Linked DNA regions of Homo sapiens: region 2 is linked to region 1. Evidence: read pairs that join two places in POLR2A ChIA-PET (ENCODE). Cell type or tissue: PC-9. All regions are shown on one strand.

The links. ChIA-PET counts read pairs that join two places held together with the same protein. Peaks named below come from ENCODE experiments on the same cell type or tissue, not always from the same donor. Only the 100,000 strongest peaks of a DNase experiment are listed, where the experiment ranks them.
Region 2: POLR2A ChIA-PET joins it to region 1 with 10 read pairs; 2 of 35 experiments call an interaction of 5 or more read pairs at or near these places.

Annotation. Positions count from the first base shown.
Region 1 is chr9:120,329,660-120,332,159 of GRCh38, forward strand. All of the region lies in intron 2 of LOC105376253 (a long non-coding RNA gene), which reads right to left. Among named protein-coding and RNA genes, the nearest start is that of MIR147A, 86 kb to the left of the region's middle. In PC-9, no CTCF peak of the experiment used is centred here; no DNase peak of the experiment used is centred here; H3K27me3 peaks cover 1,863 bases.
Region 2 is chr9:120,423,381-120,425,880 of GRCh38, forward strand. All of the region lies in intron 25 of CDK5RAP2 (CDK5 regulatory subunit associated protein 2), which reads right to left. Among named protein-coding and RNA genes, the nearest start is that of CDK5RAP2, 160 kb to the right of the region's middle. In PC-9, no CTCF peak of the experiment used is centred here; a DNase peak (open chromatin) is centred at 1,091; H3K27ac peaks cover 685 bases.

The DNA of each region.
Region 1 (2,500 bases):
AAAAAATTACAATACAATAAAAAATAATACAAATAAAAAGTAGACTGTAACAACTATTTGCATAGCATTTACATAGTATTAGGTATTATAAATAATCTAGAGATGATTTCAAGTAAGTGGGAGGATGTACATAGGTTATATGCAAATACCATGCCACTTTATATCAGGGACTTGAACATCCACAGATTTTTGTATTTGTCAGGGTCCTGGAATCAATTCTCCACTGATATCAAGAAATGACTATATATAAATTGCTGCCTATGGTTCTGTTTCCTTGAGAACTTGAGTTGATGGGTTACAATGTGGCTGGTGAGTTTTTCATCCCTAGAAAGAGGAAATTCTAGAATGGCAATAAGAGACTCCATCTCATTGAATTTCCCTTGCAAGGCCCACCATGGAGTCTTCTCAGGTCCAACTTTAGTGACTTACAAGACTATCATAGGTCATCTTCAGCTCAGTCTACTCAGAAGGGTATAGGGACACTGTTCACCAACAGGATGGCATCAAGGGTTCCTAAACTACAGGAGCCCTTGAAGAAGCCCACAAAGCAATATAGCTCAAGTGCAGGGAGACAAGACCCACATCAGGCCGGCTTGAGAACCTGCCCGCCCCACATGAGCTAATATCCCTTGTAACTACTTCTGGGGCCAGGGTCATGGCACTCAGAGAAGCTCAAAAATATGGCCTCCTATCAGGTAACTCTCCCCAGTCACAAGTAGCTTACCAATAAGGGATCATTTCTGCCACAAGCAATACTGCCTAGTAACAAGGTTGACATATCCTTTTTATCCAGTTACCAGAGGAACAGAGCTACCAAGTTAATGAAAGGTCAAATCTCATGCAAAACGGGAAAGTGCATTGTTAACCTCTCACCCACACCACTCATTACATGAGCTCCAGAGGTATGGAGACTTGGCAAAGATCTCACGAGTCCAGGACAGGAAGTAGAAACCATCCTCGGTGTTTCACATGCAGGAAGGAATTTAATACAGGGGATTCACTAGACACAACAAGGAGCTGACATCCAAAAAGCAGAAAGTCACTGCCACTGCTGCTGACACATCTGCTCTTACCCCTCTGAGCTGGTGAGTAGAACCTGGAATACTAACTCTACCTGCTACAAACATGCGAGTCTCTATAACTTTGCTTATGGGCAGCAATAGCAGGATGAAAATTGTCTCCTTCTCCTCCCTTTTGCCTTCCAAAGTTTCACATGAGTGCATCTCATCAGTGGAACACACAACTTACATTCAGACCTAGCTGCAAAGGAGCCAAGGAAATGCCATTATTAGATTTCCTGGAAACTACATAGAAAAGGATGAGGATGGATGTTGAGTACCAGGTGAGATATTCAGTGTGCATAGCATATTAGTGGTAAATCCACTCACGATTCCCCTCTTCCAGGCCAGGCTTCTCTTTCCTTTGGCACTTCCTAGTTCATGATCCTTTCTCTCTGAGCCTTCAAGCACTGCCCCTAGCCCTTCAAACACTCCATCTTCCCTCCCAACACAACATAATGCAGTAGCATCTGAATGTCCAGCAGCAGAACTGTATGGGTCTGGGACAAAATGGTCATAGGAGGAAAGTGGTCAGATGTTCTTTCTTAAAGCAAATTGATCTTTTTTTCCTAGAATAATGCTCTTCCTTCATTGTTGGTGGTTTTATTTGTTTTTGGACTATTAGTAGTAGCAGTAGTATTACCATTTTTATCACTAGTATTAGTATTATCTCCTCTTCCCATACTCTCGAATCCTTAGTCTCTGCTTAACTTTTCTTAACCTTCACTCTAACATGGCTTTCAGTGCACAAAAAAAGAGAAAGACCAGGAGACTTGGGCAGCCTCTCACTGCCTGTCATGGAATCAACCAGCTTGGGGAAACTTGTGAGTGGAGGTAGGGGCAGAGTTATCTCCTGGCCCCAAGATACAGGAGGAAGAATACAGAATAGGGGAATTCAAAATCTACTTACTGCCAGGTCTGTAAACAGTAGGCTTGAGCAACCAGTAACCCTACTGAAGAAGGTTGTATTAATGGCCCCAATTCTTCATCTCTCCCTATATTACGACCCTTGGACATGTAACTTTGTGGGATCTGCCTATTCCAAGGAGGGAAGGGGTAAGGGGTAAGGGCAAATTCCCCATCCCATGACTCTAGGCTTGGGTCTATGACTTACTTTAACCAATGAGATGTTAGCAGGCATGATGTGACTGACCTAAGTCTTACAAAGCTACCTCTCTCAACGCCATGAGAAAGACATGCCCAAGCTAGGCCACTGTCCCCCAGGAGGAAGGCAAGAAACATATGGAACAAGCCCACTCTCAGCCAAGCCTGGCCTGGATCACCTCATCCCAGCCAAGTCACAAATCCATGAGAATGAATCATTTTTGTTTTAAGCCACTGAGTTTTGAGCTTGTGTGTTATACCACAATGGTATATGGTTAACTGACTCATATCATGGGTCCCATCCTTCTCTTGCCTTCCCTACTGTCTCCCAAGCGCCC
Region 2 (2,500 bases), 94 kb after region 1:
TTTTAATTATTTCTTTAGGAAGGGTCTCAGAAGCAGGATTAAAACTAGGAAAAGGAGTACATGAGTACAGCTGAAAAACCCACTGTCTACAGCAGGGGAAATGATTTAAAAAAATGACAAAAGAAAACAAAATAAAGCTCAGAATGTAGCTGGGCAAAAGACGCTCTGCTCTCTTCCTGCATGTTATCATTTGCTGTTTGAAAGGAAGCACATGAGCCTAGATTTCAAAGAGACTAACAACTTTATTTTAAAAATACTTCAGAACCCTGGAAATTGCAGGCTGGGATGAGCTCTTTGAAGACACTGATGCGTGGCTAAAGAAAAAAACAAACTCTTCTACAGTTGTACTTGAAAAATGAGACTATAATTAAACTGCACCCACACATGCAATTTTCAAAACTATTCCTAAAAGGAAAAGTTCTCAAACACCACAGTATAGAGGAAAAGATCACTGAATCCTTGCACATTTGCTTTAAGTCTAGAAGTTCCCACCTACAAACTCACACGGCTGGCTGGTATGGCCATCCAGGTTCCCTATCGCCCACCAGGCCAGCCACCTGGGCACCAAGAGTCAGTGCAACATGCTAAGTGGTAGAAAGTCACCTACTATGGCAGGGCACTGTCACCATCAGAAATGAGTCACACAGGCCTGAGTGACCAGGCACCAGGGCCTGAGTATGGCTCTTTAATATCTACTATCTCCTTCAGGCCTCACAATGATCCTATGAGCACGGTGTTAGTACCTCTGTTTTAAAGCAAAGAAGTGGAAATCCAGGAGGTTTAATGTTTCAACTCTCCCTTTGTCTGATCACACTCTCCCTTACTTTACTACATTTTATAGTTAAGCAAGACAGATGGAGATATCCTTATAGCTACTTCAATCACAAACCTATGCCTCTTGGTTACATCCTGGCCAAAAATGGCATGGTATTTTGGCTTCTTGAAAGGTAGATAGAGGTTGACAGGCCTTCATCAGTGGATGCTCTCAAGACTCCACATTTCTGTCCTCTACAATCCTCTTCAAGGGGGAAATCCAAACCTGACTGAGTCAGAGTTCCAGACCTTTACTGGAAGAACCAGCTTGTAAGACCATCCCTAATGGGCAGGGACAACTGTGTGTTAAAAGAACAGCTTAGTCAACATTTTTCATCTCATACCTGCACTGGGCTGCTTACCAACATTCAGCAGATAAGACTAACCCTGCAGACCCTGAGAATGGACCATCAGTGCCAGCCCAGCCTTCCAAAAAGCTTAGGACTTATTCAGGTACTAGCCAGGCAAACAAAGTAACATGACATTCTGCTTCACATTCTCACAGCTCTTTTTTTTTTTTTTTTTTAATGGAGTCTTGCTCTGTTGCCCAGGCTGGAGTACAGTGACACGATCTCGACTTACTGCAACCTCTGCCTCCTGGGTTCAAGCAATTCTCATGCCTCAGCCTCCTGAGGAGCTGGGACTACAAGCACACACCACCACCATCAGCTAATTTTTTTGTATTTTTAGTAGAGTATTCACTGTGCTGGCCAGGCTTGTTTCAAACTCCTGGCCTCAAGTGATCCACCTGCCTTGACCTCCCAAAGTGCTAGGATTACAGGCGTGAGCCACTGCACCTGGCCACATTCACATTGTTCTTTAGTTGTATATCTTCCTCAGGAACTTCACAGGGTGGGGACCCTTGGTTTGGGGCAGGCTTTAAGCATTCCGGGTCTCCAGATCTTAGACCCATCAAAAACCTCTCCTCCATTCCTAACCAAACTCATGACCACACCAGGATGTGCCCTGATGCCACCAGCAGCATGAGTTTCCCCATCAAATAACAGACCCTCGAGGAGCTTGCAACAACTCAACAACAACTGTATTCCACCCGTTCCCCTATTATTATAACAGAATTCTTTAAAACCAAGTGACAAATAGTTACTGTAGGATTCACAGGGAGATCACAACAACTAATGCATTGAATTTCTGGGTGGAAACTGCCCTCACACAGGTAACAGGGTACCATCTGTCTGGCTATTCAAAAGCTTAGGATGCATGTCATGAAAATGCTGCTCCCATCTCTCAGGCAAATCTTGTTGCTACACCTAAGAGATGTGTAGTGTGAGACAATAGGAGGACTTCATCTTTTCAAATAAAAAACATCTAGTTATCCCATCCATAACTGAACAAGCAAGAGAAGACTATTATGCCAGACAAACTTACAACTGGTTGACCCAACTTCACTTTCCTCTCTGCACTGATCCATTCTGTACAGTGCTTAAGAAGCCACTTTTGAAACAGTACTTCCGAGCTCAAAATCCATCAGTCCTACAGAGTTAACTTCAAATGTCACAGCCTGGCATCTCCTACATGACCCAGATGTTTCTTCCTTTCCACCTCTCTAGTAATTGGTAGAAACTAATTCTATTTTAATATTTACAGTGCTCCACTCAGGTTCCTGTGCCAGACACTGAGGATACAGAGATGAATGAGGAGCCACCCTATCCTCAGTGAGTTCACCTGA